3 separate regions of the Mus musculus genome follow, and all the other regions are linked to region 1. A link is a loop called in an ENCODE intact Hi-C map of the cell type or tissue named here. Cell type or tissue: gastrocnemius. All regions are shown on one strand.

Region 1 (8,000 bases):
AACAACTACTCTTTCTCGCTTTATTAGTCTCACTATGTAGCCCTGGCTGGCCCAGACCTCAGTCAGGTTGGCCTTGAAGTCCCACAGATCCCCTCGCCCCTGCCTCGTGAGTGGTGGATTACAAACAGACTGCCACCCCAGGCCCTGCTTACAGTTGTCACTGCTCTCGAGACTGGAGAGCTGCCTCTGCTCTGTTTCCCCTCCCCTTCCCTTGCCAACCTTCTTAAATAGAGGGTCCTCAGGAGTATCCTCTTTTGCCATAAACTCCTTCACCATTTCTGTTTGCACCAGCCCTGGCCACAGAGACACGTAGCTGACTCCGTGACGCCGTAGCTCATGGGCACAGTCAGCAGCCAGTCTGTCACACTATGGAGGGAGAGAAGGCAGAAATGAGACCCTGGATACCTGCCCACCTCACCTTCCTCTGAGTCTAAGAGGATACCCCAGGCCCCCATCCTTCTCGAGGGCCCTGATGTTTCTGCCACCATCTTCCCACATTTGATACCTACTCTGGCAGATGAATAGAAGTCCACACAAAGGACGATCAGTGCATGGGACAGAGAGAGAGGGGGGGGGGGAGGGAGAGGTGAAGGTCTTACTACTCTGACAGCTGTGGACCATTACCAACCGTCAACACTGCTGTGTACCCCCCAACTCCTGTGCCTTGATCCTTACCGCAGCTTTGCCCACACCATAAGGGACATTGAACATATGCTGCAGCCCCCCAGGGGAGGAGACAATCACGATGAGTCCTTTGCCAGCTGGCACCATCAGCCGTGCCCCATACACAGAGCATAAGTAGTGGCCTCTAGACAGGGTCAGGGAAGAAGAAGAAGAAGAAGAAGAAGGAATGAATTGTGTGAATGCTGGTTCAGTTGCTTCTCAAGTCCTCAGTATCTGTGGTCAGTATAGAGGCTGCATAGCAATAGCTGAAGACCAGGGAAATCAGGTATAGGCCATTCCAAGGGAAAACCTGATACAATTAATGGTAGACAAGAGAGAGTATGCATGACATATAATGGGGCTCTTGCACCGTAAACATAAGATAGTTCTTGGGTGTGTCAAGCCATGTATCTGGTCAGCTGGGTTCATGGAACAAACTTATAATCTCAGCACCATGAAGGTGAAGGCGGGAGAATTGGGACACCCTTGGCTACACAGTGAGTTTGAGGCCAGCTTGGGCTAGATGAGACCATGTAATAAAATGAGCAGATGAGATGAATAGAAAGTTCTCAAAGAAGAGATGCAAATAGCCACATAAATACCCAGAAAATGTTCGATAACCATAGCCACAAGGGGAAATGTAAATTAAAACTAATTTCAGATTCCATTTCCTCCTAGTCAGAGTGGCTTTCATCAAGCAAACAGTTCCCAAGGGCCGGTGATGGTGTGGGCAAAGGAGAAGCCTAGTCACTGCTGATGGCGAGACAGGGATTTCTCAGAAACAGACAGATCACCACCCAACCTCCCTACACTTGGGCAGGGCTCTAAGTGAACAAACCACACAGAGATTTGCATCTTTACAGCTGACCTACTCACAACAGTCTAGAGATAGAACCAACCTAGATGTCCATCCACTAATGGGTGGATAAATGGAGTGGAGAAGGTGGTACAGATACAAAATGGAATTTTATACAGCTGTAAAGAAAAGGGTGTGGGGTTGGAAGGAGTGACGAGGATGTGAAAAAATAAATTAATGGGAAGAAGAAGAAAAATGAAACCACCTCTTTTGCAGGAAAATGGATACAACCAAAAACCAATTATTATTGTGGTTACTATTTCTGAGATAGGGTCTCTTTACATAGCCCTGGGTGTCCTGATACTAGTGTACCATGCTGGCCTCAAACTCACAGAGATATGCCTGCCTCTGCCTCCTGAGTGCTGGGATTAAAGGCGTGCACCACCACATCTGGCAAAGTAAGCTCGACTCAGAAAGGCAAATACCATGTTATCTCTCATATGTGGACCCTAGGTTTAAAACTATACATGTATACACACGTATACAGGGAAGGAAGCTCTCTGAGGAAGGTGGGAAATAGAGAGGGAAACAGGAAACAAGTGACAGGACTAACGGGAGAAGAGAGACCTCGCTGAGAGGCGAGGGATGGAGAGGGCAGCAGGGCTGAGAATGAATTAGAAGGAAGTAGAATGACACGTGTGGAGTGATCACAACCGACAGGGGCATAGACACGCTACATTAATTGGTCCATCCTTTTAATCATTTGAGCTTTCCTTCTAATAGTTTTTTAAAACATAGCCCATGGGCTGTGTGCAACACTGAGAGAATCCTCCTTCTGGGACTTGTACTTGGATGGGCAAAGAATGAGGCTGGAACGAGGCTGCCATCTTGTCAGAAAACCCTGAGTTGGGAGGTAGGGCATGCCTTTAATCCCAGCACTTGGCAGGCAGATCTCTGAGTTCACGATCAGCCTGGTTTATAGAGAGAACTTCTGGACTGCCAAGGCTACACGGAGAAACCCTGTCTCAAAAACCAAACCAAATCAAACCAAAGCAAAAAAGACAAACTGAGACAAAGCAAAGACTGCCATTCCCAGGCTGAGGTGGCTCAGTAGGCAAAGGCTGCTTCCTGTGCAGGCCGGGAAAGCCAAGCTCAAGCCCGAAACTCACAGAAAGATGTGGAGAAAGAGAACTGACTCTCTGGACTTGTCTTCGGATCTCTGCATGCACCAAGGTAGGCACAGAAACACACCTACACACCCCTATCACATATGCATGCTCACGTACACACGTGGGGGAAAAAAAAAGGTTATATTCTTAGGTGCAAACCCACAGGCATGGGACTTCTCCAGGAGTAAGTGGGACAAATGGAGTAGAACGGAGTTGAAAGAGATGGGGAAGCCAGAGGAGAAAGTCCTTATAGGAAAAGGCCCAGGCTCTGGGGCTACTAAACAAGAGGAGCCCAGGCTCTGGCAGTGAAGCACACACCTGAGTCCAACATTGTTTATGTCATCCCAAATGGAGGCAGGCACTTCCCAGAAAGACTTGTTGGTGGTGTTCAGGATTGCCTAGAAGACATAAGGGTGACTGATTGGCATGAAGGTATAAAGGGCTGGCTAATGGGACCACGAATGGAGATAAAGACTCAAGGGTGGATTTGGAATGTAGAGTTGGATCGAGTTAAAAGGTTACCTGGACGCCAGCATAGGCATTATTGACCAGAACATCTAGCCGCCCTTTCTGTTCCCGATCTACTTGCTCGAACAGGCTTTTCACTTCACTCTCCTGGCTTGAATCACACACCACGGGTACACACCGGCCCCCGAGGGACTGTGCCTGGAGAGGGACAGCGAGGATGAGTTCACAGCAGTGTCACTTTCCGAACTCCAGTGAAGTTTAGGAACTGAGAGCTCAGGACTCAGCCAACAGCTGGGACATGGCCATGCAATGGCTCCCTCTGGTGTCCGCTTTAGGAATTTCACCACAATGGCACCTCCCACAACAGAGCAAGGTACATTGGACTTCAGATTTAACATCCGCTTTCACTGAGGGCTACCATATGCAAGACCTTACTTTGTAATTATTCTGCTAATTCCAGGCAAGAGATGAGGCATGGCGTCCACTCTCAGACAGAAGTAACCATCCTCTTTGTCCTTTCCGACTCCCTTGCTGCTCACTTGGAATTCTTACTCAGCCTCTGCTCCTTCCCTCACTCAACCAATGCTCTGACTCCACAGTGAAAAACTAAAGCTATTAGGCATAAACTACTGCTACTTCCTATTTTGCCTTGCCTCTGAAAAATGTGACCCTCCCACCAGAGGAAGAAGAGTACCTATTCTCCAGGGGTGAGCCCAGGGTCCTGCTTCTGTCCTGCTCAAACTGCAGCAATGCCTCGCCTGACTTCAAGTCTTTTTCTTCAAGTCACTTCTTCACAATCCAGCCAGGGTGAACTATCTAAAACTTAAATCGTCTTCTAACTGGATCACCAATCTAAGCCAACTAAAGCCTAAGAGCTTTTTTGAGAGGGTCTTACTACATAGCTCAAGCTGACCTTCAACTTGAAATCTCCTGGCCCAATGTCTCCAGTGCTGGGTTATATAGGCATGCATGCCATGCCGGCTTTTTTCCTCCCCACAAGGTCTCACTCTGTAGCCGGTTTGGAACTCACTATGTAGACCTTGAAATCACAGAGAGGTTCTGGCTCCTGAGTGCTGGCATCAAAGGCATGCAAAACCCAATGCCAGGGAAGAGGAAAATTAGAGGAAGCCACCAGTACAATTTTTTTTTCTTTGCAAAACCTGAAACTCTCAAACAGAAAGATTTTTCTTCCCATTAAGCTCTCTTGGTAGAAAAAAAATCAATCCTAGATTATTATTTATGGTATTCAGTAAACATTGCGATTTGTTGGGGGGGGTATAGTAATCACAGTGATTAATTCAGGTGGTCACTTACCTCCTGGGCAGTAGCTCTAAGCGTATCCAGATGGCGGCCGGTAATGTAAACTGTGGCACCTGCTTTGCAAAGCTGTAAGGCAATGCCACGGCCAATACCCCTGGAGGCACCAGTTACCACACACACTTGGCCCTTCATAGGCGCTACCATGACTCACATCAAAGGGGATATCTGTGGAGGTAAAGAGTCGCTTTGAGGGAATCCTGTAGATTGTGTGCTGAATCCAGGTCTCTGTGAGGGCTAGACAAGTTTGGACTATTTTGAGGGGAGAGAAATTTGACAGAAGGATACCTGAGTCAAAGTCTCAGGCCAGGCTGTCCTTTTAGGAGAGTCCCAGGACTCTCCAGCGTTACACACAATACTATCACGAACCTCTGAGTGAAGCTGACTTGGTAGGGAATCTGGCAATGCAGCCTAACAGGGTATGGCCACGAAGAGTCCTGGGCTCTCTGGAGTTCTGGCTACCCGTCCAGACCCACGGAGAACCGCGAATCCCTGACCCCTGAAGTGGTCAGAGCCTTACCAGCAGCAGACGCAGCCTCTGGGTTTCTTTCTGCCCAGATCGCCAGATCTATAGTTTGAGAACTTTGATTCTTGCCACGTTGGAGTGCGTGCCTGGATGGAAGTCCGGGTGCGGATAACGATGATATGGAACCAGTCAAAGATAGCCCTGGAGTTCCAGGGTCAGACCCAGTGGGGTGGAGTCCGCAAATGGGGAAGGGCGACCTGCAGCCACGCCCATCATGCCCTCCCGCCCGCCCCGTCGCAGACTCATGACGTCCCCGTGCGTCCGGAGCGCGCCGGCGGTTGTGGGAGCTGCAACCGGGAAGCGTGAACGGCTGGTCCCAAAGCACGCATGGGGTTGGGGCCGCGTTCCGCTCACAAAGCGCGACGCCAGTTCTCGGGTGCCGGCCGGCGGGGACGCGCGGCCCGGGGTTCGGGACGTCCCCCTCCCGGCCGCGATGGTTATCCCCGGCTGCCGGCAGCCGCGCGTGCGGAGCAGGCCCCCGAGGCTCTCCCGCATCTGAGCCCGGAGGCTCTTGGATATTTCCGACGGGCGCTGTCAGCGCTAAAAGTGGCTCCCGACGCCGCCGAAGAACGAGGTAGGAGCAGCTAACGCCGTGGGTTAAGTGGAAAACCCACACGCCGAACTTTCAGGGGAGGTCTTGGCTAAGTGATGGGTAAGTCTTCTCCTCCTCTCAGCCTAACGGTTTATTTATGACCCCATTTTTTTTTTTTAAAGAGTTGATGGCGCGCAATATTTTGAAGGAAGTGGAGGCTCAGGCTCTAGCCTTGGCCACGAACAGGACTGGTAGCGAAATGCTGCAGGAGCTTTTGGGGTTCAGTCCTTTGAAACCCCTGTGTCGAGTGTGGGCCGCTCTGCGCCCCAACTTGCGCTTCGTGGCTTGTCATCGGTGTGGGGTCCACGTATTACAAAGTGCTTTGCTGCAGCTACCTCGATTGCTGAGGCGTCCTGCGGAGGCAGAGGAGGAGGAGGAGGAAGAGGAGGAGGGTGGTCCCTCGCAAACTCTGGAGGAGCTAGTCCTGGGACTAGCCGCTGAAGTGTGTGATGATTTTCTGTTCTTCTGTGGAGACACGCATGGCAGCTTCGTGGTCAGAACTCTGCTGCAGGTCTTGGGAGGTACTCTTTTGGAGTCCGAGAGAGGCAAGCCCCGTGGCTCCCAGTCGTCTGGTAAGTACTGTAAGAAAGGGAAGAGGGGTTGGTGAGCAGGAGTGGTCAGGAAGTTCCGAAGCCAGTAAACAGAAGAGTTCATCTTTGTGGTGAAACTTGACCGTAAAGAATCAGCAGACCCTTGGGGCAGAACCTGGAAGGCCAAAGTATAGTGTGCCTAGTAAGGATGGATACACTTGAATTCAAGGACCAACTATTACTAGCAGAGACACAGAGGGAGCAATGTGTTTCACATTTTTATTTCCACAACTCAGAGTAAGAATTTTTTTTTTTTTAAATACGTCTGGGCATGTGTACACACTCGAATGTGTGTGCCTTCTGGAGTGTTCTTGTGGAGGGGAGAAGACGACTTTGTGGGTGTCAGTTCTCCCCTTCCACCATGTGGGTTCTGGGTATTGAACTCAGGTTGTCAGGCTTAGTAGCAATCACTCTTATCATAACCTTCCCGGCTCCGATACTTTCTTTGGAGACAGAGTCTCCCAGATAGCCCTGCTGGCTTTTGACTTGGGTTGTAGCACAGGCTGGCCTTGATGCTCCTGCTCGCTCCTGCCTTCCAAGTGCTGGGATTGCAGGCTTGTGCTGCTACCATGCCTAACTAAACTGGCCTTGAACTCAGAGCTCCACCTGCCTCTGCCTCCCAAGTGCTAGGATTAAAGGTGTGCGCCACCACTTGGCGGCTGCTTTGTTTTTTGGGCAAGTTCTTACTGTGTAGCACATGCTGGTCTGAACTTACTATGTAAGCTTATGCTGGTGTCCAGTTTATTGACTTTCTGCCTCAGCCTCTCTAATACTGACATTACGGGCGTATGCCTTTCCACCTGGCTGGGAAGTTTGTTTCTAACCCTAATGTGATTTGTGTGTGGATGTTGGATCTAAGCAAAAGTTCAGAAAAAGATACCCTTACCCTTTCCACATGCTACCTCTTTTTCTGATATTTTCTTTCCTTTTAAATTTTATTCTCTATCTTAAAAAAAAAAAAAAAAAGCTAATTACTGATGGGAGCAGATGCAGAGACCTACAGTCAAACACTAGGGGGAACCTCGCAGAAGAGGGGGAAGAAGGATTCTAGGAGCCAGAGGGATTGAGGCCACCACAAATACATGACTCACAGAATCAACTACGCAGGCTCATAGGGGCTCACAGAGACTAAAGTAATAATCTCCGACCCTGGATAGATCTGAGCTGGGCCCTTTGCATATACATTATGGTTGTGCAGCTTGGACAACAGTGGGAGTGGGGAATATCTCTACCTCTTGCCTACACTGAGAGCACTTTTACTCCTCCTGAGTCTCCTCATCCAGTCTTGATGTGAGCATCTGTGCGGAGTCTTACTGTAATCCGTTATGCCATGTTTGATTGATATCCCTGGGAGGCCTGTTTGTTTTGTTTTTCGAAGGGAAACAGAAAGAGTGGATCTGGGGGAGAGGGAAGGTGGGGAGGTGGGAACTGGGTAGGAGTGGAGATAAAGGAATGGATAGGATGTAATGCATATAAAAAGATAAAAATTAAAATAAAAATGCTAATTGAGACCACTAACTTTGTTTCTTGTTATAGTCATAGAATGTAACCTACATTTAAAAATACTGAAGAGCTGGGCAGTGGTGGTGCACGCCTTTAATCCCAGCACTTGGGAGGAAGAGGCAGGTGGATTTCTGAGTTCGAGGTCAGCCTGGTCTACAGAGTGAGTTCTAGGACAGCCAGGGCTACACAGAGAAACCCTGTCTCAAAAAACAAAAACAAGCAAGCAAACAAACAAACAAAAGCAGAACTAAAAGTACTGGAAAACACACTTAGAGAGTATAAGTGAAGTCTGGTTTTGGTATACTATAAATCCTGGCTGAGAAATTTGAGCCCTGGACCATAGGGAAGGGAGTTTAAGATCCTTGGAGAAAAAAAT
Region 2 (8,000 bases), 63 kb before region 1:
TCAAGACCTGGAGAGGGTTTGTGGCTGCCCAGCAGCCACTGTTTTCTGTAGGGTGGGGCTCTGGTGAAGTCCTGGTCAGGACATTAGTTCTAGTCCTTTGACATGGGCAGTTGAGAAGTCTTGAGAAATCTATGCTGTCTCTCACAGCATTCCTTACTTTGTAGGATGGAGGCTGCAGCTGTCCTGGGGATGTGGCAAAGGCTTTTGGTAAGGAGACTGGGAGGGCACGGCAGGAAGATCCTGTAGAAGATAAATCACCTCTGAGGGTCTAAGGGCAAGATGTCAAGCTAGACACAGCTGAAGGAGCCATTTAGAATCATAATATAAACCAGTGACCTCCTCAGGAACCTAAAGTGTCACCTGGGAACAAGCAATCGAGGAAATCCTGAGATTTTGACCCTCCCAAGCGTAAGCCAGAGCCATTTATGACATGCCCTAGATTGAAAATGTAGATTGCTAAACCCTGTATCTAACCTACAAAATCACCCTGAGGAACAGAACTACAAATATTCATTTTTCTATTCCCAAGGTGATCTTTATAAAATTTGGAGACCTATTGTCTTAGAACCAAAGTCATACTGAGCTGGGAACTGTAAAATGAAGATTGGAAAAGCAGAAGCCAGTCAGGGAACTTCTAGGTCTTTAAAACTCTTGGGGAAGTTAGTCCCACTGGGGACCAGAGGCCAGAGTAGAGGCAGTCTCAAGGAACTTGGATCAGCTATGCAAACAGACCCAGCAGGAAGTGAGACTCACACAAGCTGTTTTTTTGATGGTGCCTTTATAGGTACCTCGGCCAGATGCATCTTTTTCAACTTCTTGTTTTTGGCAGGGGCAGGGGCTGACTTTGTGATGTTGGGTGGCATGCTGGCCGGGCACAGTGAATCAGGTGGCGAACTCATTGAGAGAGATGGCAAGAAATATAAGCTCTTCTACGGAATGAGTTCTGAAATGGCCATGAAGAAGTACTCAGGAGGTGTGGCTGAGTACAGGTATGTGTGGAAGGCTAGCACCTGAATGTTCCTGGTGACGACTCTATGAAAGATGTTGTCATACCCTCTGGGGAATGTACGGTATCACTCCTGAGAGAAAAACGGTGAAGGGGTATAAATGTCAGAGACAGGATGAGTAACTGGGCTTAAAGAGTTCTGCAGGAGGAGGTAATAAAAGTTTTTGTTTTCCAAGGGCCTCAGAGGGAAAGATAGTAGAAGTCCCCTTTAAAGGCGATGTGGAACATACTATTCGTGACATCCTAGGAGGCATCCGGTCTACATGCACGTATGTAGGGGCTGCTAAACTGAAGGAACTAAGCCGGAGAACTACTTTTATCCGAGTCACCCAGCAAGTGAATCCAATCTTCAGCAATTCCCAGTAGACCCAAGAAGCCTACTTTCCTGAGGCAGCAGCACTGCCACTGGAGCCTCCCGACAGGGCGTGCCTCTCCCACTGCAGCCCCTGTGGTGGTGGCTGCCTAATTCAGTTCCAGCTCTCACTCTACTCACCCATGCCTCTAGCTGCACAATGTTATGGCACTACGGGAGAGGCGAGGAAGGAGACGTGAGATCAACAAATGAGACCCTGGGGACAGCCCCCGAAGATTAGGAAGATGCTAATCCACACAGAAATGGCAGCCCTTGGTCTGGAAAGGGAAGGCTGCGGGAATCATGTTAAGCAGCTTCATTAAATGACATCATCACGTGTCTAAACAGCTTAGACGTTCTTCTATACTTGAAACACTCTCATACAGATGGATGCTGGGCTTCCAGCACAGGCTGGCATCTAGATGCTCCTCCTGGGATTGACCCTGACCCAGTAGGATCCAGGGAAATGAATGTTATTCTCAGGAAGCAGCGACGCCAGCCTAAGCTAACTTGGTAGCAAGCAAGTTTACAAAGTGTATTCTGGCCTTAGGGATGACTGTTAGGATGGCATAAGGACAGTTTCCCTTCCAGGCTCTCTCAACCCTTCTATGTAAATCTAAACTCTTGCCAAAGGAGTAAATATGAGAAGGGCCTCAACCAGCTAAGAGAAGCCTGTTATGTTTCGGAGGAATGACCTACACAGACCTATGCAAGTCTTTATTCCCCTTCTTCCCATCAATAGTGAAACAAATCAATATTTAATTTTCAAGTGCTACAAAGCTTTCAGCAATGTAGCCAGGCAACTCAAGTCTGGACTTCCTCTTCTTTTCCACTAAATTGCATGCAGAGCTGCAGCAGAAGATGGACAGAGTGCAGAGAATATTCCAGAGGACCTGAGTGAGAACCGTTTAGGTAGCCAGAAAGGAATAGGCAGGACACTACGGGATGTAGTCACAAAACATGGGGATATAGGTGTCAAACTTCGTCTTCTGGTAGTTTTTCAAAAACTCCTATAGAGAAGAAAGCATAATTCCTATAACTGGGAACACTTCACATGTATCCCTGCCTTGTTCTGCCCGCCCTCTGGCTTGGCTTTCTGCTTCTTCCCACTCACCTTCCCTTCCTTCTGGTTATTTTCTTCCTCATCAGAGTCCAAAACCAAGTCCCCTATGGTAATAACAGAGCTACACGGGGTTGGGGACAGCACTGCAGGAAAGAAACCACAATTAAAACCTCTTTCTTAGCCTAGCTTGGTGGCCCACACCTTTTATCCCAGCACTCTGGAGGCTGAGGCAGGGGGATCTCTGAGTTCAAGGCCAGCCTGGTCTACATATCAATTTCCAGGACAGCCAGGGTTATGTAGAAAAAACCTGTCTCGAAAAAAATAAGCAGAAACAAAACCTAGACCCACTTTTAGGTGAGCACAGGCCTTGGAAAGTCCCAACGCCGTCTGGTCCAAAGCTTACCTGGTTTCTTGACTGTAAGAGGCGGTGATGAGTGTCTTAGAGGATCCACGCAATTCACACTGTTCCTGAGGTGAAGGCAAAGGAAAGGTTGGGTGAAGAAGGGAAGCAGGCAGGGAAAGTATTCCTAAGGAAGGAGAAGAGACCCTTACTCCTGCTCTGCAGCCGGTGAGTCAGGTGGGGTCTCCTCTAATGCCCTTTTCCCCAAAGGCCGAGATGGAGTCTTAGCCTCCTCCGTGCAGACTGGCTCTGTTCCCACAGAAGCTGCTGAGGCCGCACCGGGTTCTTCCCTGCTTTTAGGGTTAGATAAGTCTTGAGCTGGTAAGCCCATGTTCCTAAATGGGAGTAGCATGACTGTGGGCCGCTCTTTATGGCACGCCTTTGCCGATGTCCAATGTGATCGGGATTTTCGCTTTCCCAAAGGGGCCAGATTAAAGCGGTGGCCAGCTAAGTGTTCTGGGTGCTCCAGTGAAGCTGGCTGGTGAGGGCCAAGCTTAGCTTTAGGCAGAGGACTGTGGAATGCTGGCCTGGTTTGCTGATGAGGACTCTCTTCCATGGGCTCTATCAGATTCCCTGAGCCAGAAGTAGAGCTCTCTGAAAGATAAAATAAGATGCCTTATAAAATTAGAACTAGGTTAAAACTCAGGTTTGTGTTACAGGCCCATATAACTTCCATTCGGCTGACTCAGGTTTGGTAGAGCTAAACACTAACCTCCAAATTGCTAGTTATCTCCGCTGATCCTCTTACCTGGAAATGTCCACCCCATGTCCATACCATACTGGTGCAAAGCAACCGAAGAAGTGATGAACGAGCCCGGCTGACTCCAACTTAGAGCATCCTGAAGCTGTGGGCAAGGCGACAGATAGGAAGATCATAGTTCTCGGGGAAGCCACCCAGCCTTCCGCCCTTAAAGTGTTTCTTTCTCAACAACCTCTTGTGCTCTGACTGGAGGCAGTGCTTTCTCTAGCTGACACAAGTATTCAAACAACAGCTTTTCCATGGCAACTAGAAAGGATTCCCCATAGTCTTGTTCTAGTTCCTGTATGTGGGAAAGTGAAGCAGGTCAGATGAATTTTAGAAAACAAAACAAAACAAAACAGGAATCCCATAACATCCTCCAAACCAACCATTCTCACCTGCAGGCTCGAAGGCGGGTCCTCTGACAGGTGCTTCACAAGCAAGCAAAAATTTTCCCGTGCCTCCAAAAGCTTCCTGTCTTCTTTTGTCTGTTGAGGATATTGAAGACAGGAAAATTTGGGTGAGGAGGTGTCGCTAGGACCCAGGGGCAACTTGGTTGCATCAGGCCTGAGTTTGGTCTGCCCAAGATAGCACTCACAGCTTCGGGGTCCAGTGGTACTTACTGTTCTGGACTCTGCTGGGAAGTGATGCTTCAGGGCATTCAGGACCTGGTCCCAGGGTCGCGCCTGCAGGATCAGCTCCACCACCACCTGCACGGTACAGGGCTCAGAACACCTACCCTTTTCCAGCCGATCTTAGTCCCAACCAGACGTCCTTCTCTCTAGTACCTTGGCCTTTAGGCTCATACACAGGCGTTCATGGTGCCGGTAGCAAACCAAGCCGGGGGCAGCAGCGCGCAAGGACTGCAGAAACTCCACCACTTTCGGGAAGTGCTCTACGCGGCGACGGCGGACTACCAGCCAGCTGGCGGCGGCAGCAAACCGCAGAGACGCGGGACCTACCCCTGGAGGTGGGGCCATGGCCCGCGGGCGCCCTTTCCTCCTTTCGTTCAACCCAGGCTTCCCGGACGCTCCCGTAGGCGGAGCCCCGCTTCTCTCATCTGCACCGGAAGGTCGGCGGACCAGCTGGGCCCATTTCGCGGAGCCACGGGAACCCCGCAGTCTCCTCTCAGGCGGTGACTTAAGTGTATCAACCTGTCCAGATCACTAAACTTAAAATGCCGCCACTGAGGGAAACGCAGGAGTACGTCACTTCCGCCTGGGCGCGCGGCTTCCCTCCCCGGAAGAGGCCGCGGAGGGAGCTGTGACGTCACGAGGTCCCCTGCACTGTGAAAGTGACGTACGACCTAGCGTCACTCTCCATCACCCCTGCAAGCTGTAAACCTAGGTGTCTGAATCAGCGTCTGCCAAGCCCTTCCCGGGCCGCCAGCCGCTCCCAGGAAAAATTCTGCCATTCCTCTCGCGAAACAGAAGAGGGCGCTCGCTCGTTTCAAAAAACCAAACACAGGCCTGAGTGGTAACTCCGCCCTCCTGTCCTGACTCGCCGGTGCCTAAACGAATATAGTTTGAAATATCCTAGGGCTAGTCAGGGTTCTCCTGGACAGTAGGATGACAGCCGTTTTATGCTTTTCTGTGCCACATCTTTGCTGTTTCGTGTAGTTTATAATATTTAAGGGCTTCCTTTTCCAAGTTTCTTTTGAGCACTAACTTGATGGAGTCCTTTAGTGGGTTGACTCTTCTTGCTCTCCCCAAGGACAGAACCGGGCACACTGTGTACAGCTTTACTTTGTTGCTTAAATTAATTATCTGCCTTGCCCACCTTGCAGGAATTTTATGAAACCTGCCCATTATTTGAATGGTTTCCTCCATTCCCAGACTCATGGCTCACACTTTGCCTTGGTTCTCCAGATCAGTATTCAGAGCCTTTCCAGACCCAGTACCAAAGTACTACACTGGATGTTAATGTTGAAGTGGGTTTTCTTCATATTTTTTTCTGTCATTTCTGACCTTACCACTTTCATTTTTTCTTTAAAGATTTATTTATTTTATGTATGAGTACACATTACTCTCTTCAGACACACCAGAAGAGGGCATTGGATCCCCACTACAGATGGTTGTGAGCTACCATGTGGTTGCTGGAAATTGAACTCAGGACCTCTGGAAGAGCAGTCGGTGCTCTTAACCGCTGAGCCATCTCTCCAGCCCCACTTTCATTTTTTCTAAAGAATTTTCCCACAGAGTGTGCTGGTGCACACCTCTAAATCCCGGCGTGAGATGGGGTTTTTTTTTTTCCCCCTTGTTTTCAGTACTGTAAATACTTTACTCCCTTGTTGCTTGCATGGTTCTGGGTAGAAGTCCAATCTAGTTACACATTGTTTTTAAAGCTGAGAAATTAATTTCCTTTTTAAAGCTATCATGTATTAATTTAACTCTTTTGATACTTTATTTTTATTTAATGTGGACCAGTGTTTTGTCTGAATGTATGTCTGTGAACCATGTGTGTGGAGTGCCCATGGAGGGCAGGTGAAGATTTAAGTCTCCTGGGATGGAGGTTACAGAGGGGGGGGGGGCATGCACAGGTAAAGACAGAACAAGTAAGAACATGAGAAAGAGCCAGAAGATTAGAAAAGATTGCTAAAGTTAGTTTGAGGTCAAACAGCAATTCAGAGAAGCCAGATTGAATTAGTCAGCTGGGAGAAGAGTTTGAGCCAGAACAGCTGAGTTGAACCAGATGGACAGAAGTCAGAAAGAACTAAAAAGGGGCGAGTTTATTCAGCAATAACTCTGGGGTGGTTTGAATATTCTTGGCCCAGAGAGTAAGTGGCACTATTAGGAGGTGTGCCTTGTTGGAGTAGATGTGGCCTTGTCGGAAGAAGTGTGACACTGTGGTGGGCTTTGAGACTCTTCTCCTAGCTGCCTGGAAGCCAGTCTTCTCCTGTTTGCCTTTGGAACAAGATGTAAAACTCTTGGCTCCTTCTCTAGTACCATGCCTTCCTGGACACTGCCATGCATTCTGCCATGATGATAATGGATTGAGACTCTGAACTTGTAAGCCAACCCTGATTAAAAGTTGTCCCTTATAAGAGTTGCCTTGGTCATGGTGTCTCTTTACAGCAGTGAAAACCTAACTAAGAAAATCTCAGAGGCTGAAAACCTTCCAGGCCTAGATTAGATAGTTTGGAGGCTAGACGCTTCCATACAAGGCCTAGATTAGCAGACAGAGACAGGTAAATAAAAACTACTGTTACACACAGTGAGACTAGAGGATGAAGAAATGTTTGGAGCAATGACTAAGAAGTGTCCCAAAGTAATGATAGATACTACACTTGATCTTAGCCAAAAGGCTGAGAAGCGATTAATGATAGATACTAAACATAGATCCAGAAAACTCAGAATAGCAAGCAGAACAAATACCATCACAAACACAGAGCTGAGTGATACTCAACCTGCACACACACACACACACAATCACAGGCAAAAACAAAAGTGCTGAAACTAGTAGGAAGGAAAGGATGAAATTAGACCAGAGAACACTGTCTAATGGCCTTCAAGGTTAAGGATTAAGTTAAGGGGGGCTGGAGAGATGGCTCAGCAGTTAAAAGCACAGGCTGCTCTTCCACAGACTTGAATTCAATTCCTAGCACCCCTACTGCAGCTCATAACTGTAACTCCAGTTCCAGGGACTCTGACACCCTCATTTCAGACATACATGTAGACAAATAACAACGCACATAAAATAAAAATAAATACAGTATTTTTAAAAAATTAAATTAAGGGGATGGAGGGATAGTCCCACAGTTAAGAGCACTAACTGATATTACAGAGGACTGAGGTTCAATTCCACAAACTCTAATGTATTCCGTTACTGTACTCTCTTCTTCCTGTACTGTCTGTCTCTCTCTCTCCCTTAAGTAGCTTTCCTTTCCTCTCTCTTCTCCTGAGAGTTGGGCAGATTGTACTCTGTCAGATATTTCTCTGATCCATCATTTTGTCTGCCACTCAATTAAACTGTTTTCAAATATGACTGTTTCCTTCAACAAACTAACTTTGCCTTGATTATTTGGGATTGAAGGTGTGTATGAAGGGTTGTCTGTATTCCAGCCAGAGGGATTAAAAGTGTGTACTAAGGGCTGAGCCACACCACAGCTAGAAACAGGTTCAAATATCCTATAACAATGTGTGTCTGTGTTGAATGGACTTTCCTGGGAAGGTGAAACAGCAGCTGCTTATCCCGAATAGGACAATGACAGACCAAAGTAATGATCCTACCCAAGTGTGGTTTTGTGAACCAGTAGGTATCGCCTTCAGGCATGTAGGTGGCCCCCAAACAACATGCCACTAAAAAGACTCATCTTTCCATGAATGACAAGTTCTCTATAGCTGTAGATGGAGATCTCTTTCCAGTTAATCTTCCACACTCTATACTATTATTTCTAAGGAGCACGTGAAGTTAGGGCCCAATTACACACAGCTAGGACAG
Region 3 (8,000 bases), 250 kb before region 1:
CATCCGCCGAGAGTGTGGACCAGGTGACACGGCATGTGAGCTCTGCCCTCTCCAAGGTCTGCCCTGGCCCTGGGTGAGTGGCAGACAAGGGGTCTCCCAAAGGATTAGACTAAAGGTAGATTTCTCCTTCCTGTTGATCTGGTCTCCTGGAACGAGAATGCTTGCTCTCTCTGCTCTTCCCTGGAGACTCAAACACCGTGATGCAGGAAGCACTGAGAGTCTCTTTCCACCTTTCTCTGGGACGACTTATTCATATTCCAGGTGTTTGATCCGGCGTGGAAATGCGGACACCCCAGAGGGACCCCGAGACACATCTCCCAACTCGGAAACTTCCACATCTACCACTCACAGTGTGTGTGGTAAGCAGGGGCAGACATGAAAGCATGGGTCTTGGAGCATCTTGCCCCATATCCAGAACCCTCTGGGCATGGATTTTGCCTGAGGGGCCTTTGCCCGTCCTGAGGACGTCAGCCTCCTGGACCATGAGAGGTTTATGGCATGGAAGGATGCTCAGACATTAGCACATGCAATGACCTTGACTGTACCTTGAAGCCCAAGACGATTTCCCATCCCCCTCACCAACATGGCAGCCACCCATCTCCTGCCCTACAGGTGGCTTCTCTGAGACCTACGCTGCCCTGTGTGACTACAATGGACTCCACTGCCGAGAGGAGGTGCAATGGGTGCGTTGGGCAGGGACTTGGCAGGGATAGGTGGGGTCCTCGGGGAGGGGGTCGGGGAGGGGGTTGAGGCAAATGTGAGCCACTTCCACCTCTCCAAGGATGTGGACACCATCTACCATGCTGAGGATAACCGAGAGTTCAATCTTTTGGATTTCAGCCACTTGGAGAGCCGGTAAGCAGATGGGCAGAAACTTAACCCCCAAATCCCCAGACATGGCTTGTCCCTCTCAGGGTTCCTCCTCTGGTCCTACACACAGCCCTTGCTCTGCCCCTGAACTCCTACCACCTAGCTCACCTCCACCCACCCATCTAGCTTTCCCCAGCCCAGCCATCCCATCCTTAGACTCTTCATTCTTGCCCTGGCCACCGGTTCATCTTTTCTTGTCCTATCGGATATCCCCAGAGATCTGGCCCTCATGGTGGCCGCCCTGGCCTACAACCAGTGGTTCACCAAACTCTACTGCAAAGACTTGAGACTGGTAAGGATGACGGCTGGGGAGGCGGGCAGAGTAGTGTCCTTCTTGGCTCTTGATTGCAGGACCCCTCTGTCCCCAGGGCTCAGAAGTGCTAGAACAGGTGCTACATACCCTCAGCAAGTCGGGGAGCCTCGAAGAGCTGGTGCTGGACAATGCTGGGCTTAAGACGTGAGGCCAGGCTCCTCCGTGGGCAGTTGTACCTTCTTCACTAGAGCCATGGCACATCAGAGCATATGAGGCCCTGGGCTGTTTCATCTAGCTCCGCACTTTACAGCAGAGGCTGGTGCTTAGACAGGCACAAAGCAGGCTCAGATCTCAGCCCCCGATGTCACCACAACTTACTCTCCCCCACAATGCACTTCATGTCCCACCAACGTCCAAGCAGGGTGGGCTGCCCCCATCTTAAGAATCCAAAGTGGGGCTTTACCTCAGCACATCCTGCTGAAGTACAGAATGCCCACGGGTATGGAATGCAGGAGGCAGGCCCACCTTCCAGCTCCCACAGACTCCTGAGTGGAAAAACCACCCTGCTCAGCCCCAAGTTGTTCCTCCACCATGGGGCCCTCTAACATTATAGACCCAGCCCGACGAGCAGATAGGATTTGGGGAGGGGGGCCAGCCAGGGTCTGGAGACTTGGGGCTCAGCTCAGGACAAATCCTTCCTCCCCTTCCCTGAAGGGACTTTGTCCAGAAGCTGGCCGGGGTGTTTGGGGAGAACGGGAGCTGTGTGCTGCATGCGCTCATTCTGTCCCACAACCCCATCGAGGACAAGGGTGAGCCCCAGCCCTGAATCCTATCCCCACTGCACTGCGGACCCTTACCCCAGCCCAGAGCCCAAACCTAGGTCTAAATAGAGCCTTGGCAGCCTGAAGATCGCCCCAAGCCCAAGCACCTCCATCCTTGACCCCAGGCCTACACCCAACTCCAGCCCCTGTCTGACCACTCCACCTCGCCCTCCGCTGGCGGCCATTCGCCAACCTGCTTCCTCCACTCTTCAGGTTTCCTCAGCCTGAGCCAGCAGCTCCTCTGCTTCCCTACGGGCCTCACCAAACTGTGCCTGGCCAAGACTGCCATCTCTCCTCGAGGTACTCACACCAGGACCCCCGGCCTCTGAGATGTTGAGCCCTAGAGGTGTGCCCACACACTTGCACACCGAGGGAAAGGAATCACGCGGGGCTGGGGGGGAGGGGGAGGGGGCGATCGTCGTGGGTGAAGAGGATGGGGACTAACCCAGCCCAGTGCCTGCTGTGCTCAGGGCTCCAGGCACTGGGCCAGACCTTCGGGGCCAACCCAGCCTTTGCCAGCTCCCTCCGATACCTGGACCTGAGCAAGAACCCAGGGCTGCTTGCCACAGACGAGGCCAATGTGAGTCCATGGAAGGTAGCCTCAAGCACCTACAAAAGCATGCTTGGGATTCGAGGGGAGCCACTCCCCCCATGGCCCCTGGGGGCAGGGAGATGCATCCACGCTTTTCTCTTCCTCTATTGCTTCTTTCTCAGGCCCTCTATAGTTTCCTGGCCCAACCCAACGCCTTGGTACACCTGGACCTTTCAGGGACTGACTGTGCCGTTGACATGGTGAGGAGGGGTTGGTGGTGGAGGGAGCCAGACAGAAAGGGTTGAGAAAAGTCAGGAGGGGGCCTCCCATCTCACCCTCCTTCCCTGAGCACAGACATGGACGGTGATACAAGGGTGACTTCGGGTTCATGCACAGTATAGACCGTATGCACTTCATTCAGATCACAAGGTCATGCTGGCTTTGCCTAAAAATAGACCCTCACTCCATTCCTGGCACAGGGCTCTATGTCTACTAGCAGGAAAGGACATTTCTTTCCCCTAACTTAAGAAAGTGCTCCTTGGAGCCTGCAGCGTCCTGTTTTACAAATACAAACACTGCCTGTGAGTCTCTCCATGTCCCTACATACCCTCCACCCCTACCCTCCGCATCTGAAGAGCAAGGTGGGTTTTAAAAGGCTGAATGGGTGTTCTCAGTGGAGCCTCAGAGAAAGGAATGCCAGGAATGGGGGTCCAAGATCTTAAGAGCCGCTGCGTCTCTCCACAGCTTCTGGGCGCCCTCCTTCATGGCTGCTGCTCTCACCTCACCTACCTCAACCTGGCTCGAAACAGCTGCTCCCACAGGTGGGGGCGACGGGGCCGGGAGGGATGAGGAACCCATGCCCGTAGCCCTCCCCTACTGACTCTCGGGGTCTCCACAGGAAGGGCCGGGAGGCCCCGCCAGCCTTCAAGCAATTCTTCAGCAGCGTCTACACCCTGAGCCATGTCAACCTGTCAGCCACAAGGCTGCCCCTGGAGGCCCTCAGGTTGGGTGGGTGAAGGGTTGGAAGATGCCCAGGGGAGCCGTGGAAGTGTTTGGGGAGGGGTAAATGTGGGCCTACTGACCTTCCCACTACAGGGCACTTCTTCAGGGCCTCTCCCTCAACAGTCACCTCAGTGATCTGCACCTGGACCTTAGCAGCTGTGAGGTGAGCCCCATGTCTCCCCTGTCCCAGCCACCAGACCAGTGTCCCTCAGTCAAGACGGAGCTCTATGCTGCCACTCCGCCACACACACACACACACACACACACACACACACACACACACACACACACAGAGTGGAGAGCAGAAACAGGGAATAGCTCTCTAGACTGACCACACCCCTTTCCCTCTGAAACTGGCCATCCAAGTTCAAGACTCCGGTATCTTTCTGCCCCTAAAGCTTTGGGTGGCTGATACCAGGCTTGCCCAGCAGAGGGCAGGAGCGAGCTGTCTGCAGAGCAGCTGGCTTTTGAGGGAGAGGAAAGGAAACCCCTAGGGGTGGTTACAGTGTAGCAAGGTTTAGAGACAGGGCCTTGAGTGACTAGCACTGTTCCCTAAAGATTAAACACGGTCGTCCATCCTCCCTCTCTGGCCTCTCACCCCCACTCCCTGTCCCTGCAGCTCCGCTCAGCAGGAGCCCAGGCCTTGCAGGAGCAGCTGGGGGCTGTCACCTGTATAGGCAGCCTAGATCTGTCTGATAATGGTGAGTAAGACCGCTCTTTGAGCATAGGGGTGAAGCCCCGAGGAGACTTCTTCTCTTCACCTTGGGCCTCAAGGCCGGGACTCTCCCATCTACTAAACAGGGTTTGACTCAGACCTCCTGACGCTGGTGCCTGCACTTGGCAAGAACAAGTCCCTCAAGCACCTATTCCTAGGAAAGAACTTCAATGTCAAGGCCAAGTGAGCCCTTCCTATGCCCACAGCCCCTGTTCCTGCCATCCACCAGTCCTCTTGGATTACTGGATGACTTCTGGCCACCCTTCTCCTCCTCTAATAGCAAGTCCCTGGTCCCCTCCCCTCCTACTCTGACCCTGACTTCCAACAGGACTTTGGAAGAGATCCTGCATAAGCTGGTGCAGTTGATCCAAGAAGAGGACTGTGTGAGTGACCTAGCCTAGGAGGGACCTGTGGGTGGGTGGTATGGGGACCCACCCTAACCTCCGTTCTCCCACTCAGTCCCTGCAGTCGCTGTCCGTGGCAGACTCCAGGCTGAAGCTTCGCACCAGCATCCTTATCAATGCCCTGGGCAGCAACACGTGCCTGGCCAAGGTGGATCTGAGTGGCAACGGCATGGAGGACATCGGGGCCAAGATGCTGTCGAAGGCGCTGCAGATAAATTCTTCCCTCAGGTGAGGCGCGCATCTCCACCCCTCAACCTAGATCCCTGACCCGCTGACACATACGAGTATTTTCCCTTTGGCCTCTGTGCCCTCCGTTTCTGGAACCATGTCTGAGTCGGCTTCGTTATGGGGGGGGGGGTTGCTCAAAGAAGGTCACACCTCTGGTCTTTACTGAGGACCCAGAGAGAGAGGTGTCGACTGGTATTCACCCTCCCTCAGAACTATACTATGGGATCGGAACAATACGTCTGCCCTGGGCTTCCTGGACATTGCAAGGGCCCTGGAGAGGTGAGTAGATCAGAGCTCTGTCCTGACATAGGCCCCCAGCCTCCCTGTGCTAGGACTGAGATTAAACTACCCTAGGTCCATCCCAGTTCCCTGACCTACAGGATAGCAAGAAGAGGCTTGGGGGCGGGGCTCCCCTCTGTCTCTTTTCCCACCTAACTATATACTACTGTTTCATAGCAACCATACACTGCGCTTCATGTCCTTCCCTGTGAGCGACATCTCTCAAGCTTACCGCAGTGCCCCTGAGCGCACCGAGGATGTGTGGCAGAAGGTGAAGGGTCACGTTTCTTTAAGCAGGGTGAGAGAGCAGGAGGGCGGAGAGGCAGCAGCCCACATCCCCAACCCTGAGCCTTCCCACTCCATCATCTCTAGATCCAGTGGTGCCTGGTGAGGAACAACCACTCCCAGACATGCCCTCAGGAGCAAGCCTTCAGGCTGCAGCAGGGCCTGGTGACCAGCAGCGCCGAGCAAGTAAACACCTCCCTCCCAGGAACAAGGGGCATGCAGGGTACAGACGTGACTTGCTGATGCATAGGCATCGCATGGTGCCCCAGACTGGACCTGAGAAAAGAGATAATCTGATGATGGGCCCTAAATACACGCAGGCAAATAGCAGCCAGGGGGTACAGAGCATTCCAGGGGCTCAACTAGGTATTCAGGAAGGGCATTCCGAGGAGAGAAAGTGGGCCGTACGGAGGTATCACCACCGCCACTATGAGTGTGCAGCTACTATGAGTCCCAAAGGGTCTGACCTGGCACCCCCGACCCTCTTGCCACTGTGCTTCAGATGCTGCAGCGGCTGTGTGGACGAGTGCAGGAGGAGGTGCGGGCCCTGAGACTATGTCCCCTGGAGCCAGTGCAAGATGAGCTGCTCTATGCCCGGGACCTCATCAAGGACGCCAAGAACTCCCGGGCGGTGAGCCCTCCACAGCCCCACCCTTCCCTACAATCTGGAAAGCCAAGAAGGCCACCCAGTTGTACACCAGGAGCATCTAAGCATTGCTCCGTGCATGTGTCCTCGTAGCCTGGGGACCTAGTGGGGCCCGATTCTGACCTCTGAAGAGAACCTCTTCCTTCCCAGCTCTTTCCCAGCCTCTATGAGCTGGGTCACGTGTTGGCCAACGATGGGCCTGTGCGGCAGAGACTAGAGTCGGTAGCCAGTGAGGTATCCAAAGCTGTGGACAAGGAGCTTCAGGCAAGTTCTGGGAGGGGAAGGAGGCCATTGGTGGGAGCCCAGTGTTGACTAAAACAGAAGTCAGAGCAAAGAGACCAGAGGGCACAAAGGAAATAGAATGGAGACGCCCCCATACTCCTCTGTGCCTGCAACACCTAGAGCCTTAGAATTAGTTTTTCTTCTAGCTGAAGCCTTGGATCCTGACCTCCAACCCCTCCTTCTCAGGGATTCTGATCCTTGGGCTGACTCTCCCCTGTCAGGATGGTAGGGTGGAAGGGCACTGATCGAGGCAGAGAACCCTGGCTATCCAAGGCTCTGACACTAATGGTTGTGTGACTTAGTCAGGTCCCTCCATCTCACCACGGGGAGCTAGATAGATGGGCTAACAACTTCCACTGTGGTGCTAGCGCTGATCTTTCCCCACTTGGGACTCCTTCTTCCTCATCAGGTGATTCTGGAATCCATGGTCAGCCTAACACAGGAACTGTGCCCTGTGGCCATGCGGGTGGCAGAAGGACACAACAAGATGCTGAGCAACGTGGCAGAACGTGTCACTGTGCCCCGGAACTTCATCCGCGGAGCGCTGCTGGAGCAGGCGGGACAGGACATTCAGAACAAGCTGGAGTGAGAGCCGGGCATGGGGTGGAGGAGGCTGGATTTGACCCAGAGCACTTAGGGAGTTTGGAGCTATCAGCGATGAATAATGAATGGAGAGCCTTCCATTATAAGGGATAAATCTTTAACTATTGCAGTCATGCTATTTAGGGTCTGACTCGTTCTTGCCCTAGAAATCTGGGAGCTGAGATGGAGTCCAAGAGGTCAGGGTGGCCCATAGATAGGTATATACTTCTAGATACTACACATATACCAGGAATCACCTCCTGAAAACAGGACACAGCCTCCTCAGAGACATAGACAAAGGAAAGTATGTAGATCAGGAGTATGAACATGCCCCCTTCTTCCTGATCTTCGTTAGACCCCCTTCATTTCATTTGGATGTAGGTGCTACCACTGACTAAAGCGAGGGAGAGTTAGTGTACGCATTGTGAAACAGCCAACTCACGGCTTACGTAGCACCCAGTTCACCTAGCTCTGTGCTGCTGGTGCTCCTGACATGGAACCTCCTCGTTCCTTCTCCTCCTTCAGTTCCTCTTTGCCCATACACACCTAGGCTGAAAGGTGTGTCTGCTGAAATGATCACTGTCTGCGTCCTGTACACGTGTCTGTAGAGATATGGGTATCCTGGACCCAAGGTGCTGCCAACGGCAACTATGCTCTCTGTGGGCAGCCCAGCCAGCTGGTCCATTCTCAGGCGTCTGGGGAGAGAAGGGGTGGAAGCCCAGGGGTCAGGCAGGCAGTAGCTGAGCAGCCCCACCTATACCTACAGCGAGGTGAAGCTGTCCGTCGTCACCTACCTGACCAACTCCATAGTGGATGAGATCCTCCAGGAGCTGTATCACTCCCACAAGAGCCTGGTAAACAAGCCGAGCCCAAATGAACTCAGGCCTTCCCTCTGCCCTGCACCCTCCTGCCTCTCTAAGCCCCAGCCCCGCCTCCAGGATCAGGGAAGTCAGCACGTTCCTCCGGGTCCTGATGATGCCTGTCCTTCCTCAGGCCCGGCACCTGACCCAGCTGAGGACACTGTCGGATCCACCCGGAGGGGCAAGCCAAGGGCAGGATCCATCTTCCCGAGGCAGAGGCAGGAACCATGACCACGAGGAA

The links. Hi-C counts contacts between places; a loop is a spot of excess contacts. Peaks named below come from ENCODE experiments on the same cell type or tissue, not always from the same donor. Only the 100,000 strongest peaks of a DNase experiment are listed, where the experiment ranks them.
Region 2: it touches region 1 in a loop (7-fold over the local background); 38 of 42 quality-filtered maps call a loop at or near these places.
Region 3: a loop joins it to region 1, with 3 times the contacts of the local background. A loop is called at or near these places in 9 of 42 quality-filtered maps.

The regions. Positions count from the first base shown.
Region 1 is chr14:55,740,508-55,748,507 of GRCm38, forward strand. Dhrs1 (dehydrogenase/reductase (SDR family) member 1) reads right to left here and starts at 5,177. Exons shown (of 9, transcript NM_026819.3): 1 at 4,934-5,177; 2 at 4,411-4,581; 3 at 3,151-3,294; 4 at 2,947-3,026; 5 at 676-808; 6 at 220-366. The coding sequence starts at 4,560. It overlaps Nop9 (NOP9 nucleolar protein), which reads left to right and starts at 5,186. Exons shown (of 10, transcript NM_026403.3): 1 at 5,186-5,513; 2 at 5,654-6,103. The coding sequence starts at 5,267. In gastrocnemius, a CTCF peak has its summit at 3,424 (motif pointing left); DNase peaks (open chromatin) are centred at 735, 3,403, 5,181 and 5,886; H3K4me3 peaks cover 2,825 bases; H3K27ac peaks cover 2,008 bases.
Region 2 is chr14:55,677,042-55,685,041 of GRCm38, forward strand. Gmpr2 (guanosine monophosphate reductase 2) reads left to right here. Exons shown (of 10, transcript NM_177992.2): 8 at 165-207; 9 at 830-989; 10 at 1,183-1,710. The coding sequence ends at 1,372. It overlaps Tinf2 (Terf1 (TRF1)-interacting nuclear factor 2), which reads right to left and starts at 4,776. Exons shown (of 9, transcript NM_145705.3): 1 at 4,349-4,776; 2 at 4,184-4,270; 3 at 3,959-4,048; 4 at 3,754-3,861; 5 at 3,570-3,666; 6 at 2,974-3,415; 7 at 2,825-2,889; 8 at 2,473-2,564; 9 at 2,039-2,368. The coding sequence starts at 4,540. The coding sequence ends at 2,297. It also overlaps the pseudogene Gm25887. In gastrocnemius, a CTCF peak has its summit at 4,980 (motif pointing right); a DNase peak (open chromatin) is centred at 4,843; H3K4me3 peaks cover 1,698 bases; H3K27ac peaks cover 1,731 bases.
Region 3 is chr14:55,493,567-55,501,566 of GRCm38, forward strand. Carmil3 (capping protein regulator and myosin 1 linker 3) reads left to right here. Exons shown (of 40, transcript NM_001374104.1): 5 at 1-73; 6 at 262-359; 7 at 613-683; 8 at 782-855; 9 at 1,087-1,162; 10 at 1,239-1,327; 11 at 1,838-1,932; 12 at 2,158-2,244; 13 at 2,415-2,524; 14 at 2,659-2,736; 15 at 3,221-3,297; 16 at 3,375-3,479; 17 at 3,572-3,641; 18 at 4,098-4,179; 11 more. Among named protein-coding and RNA genes, the nearest start is that of Carmil3, 6.5 kb to the left of the region's middle. In gastrocnemius, a CTCF peak has its summit at 3,913 (motif pointing right); DNase peaks (open chromatin) are centred at 2,139, 2,468, 3,373 and 3,911.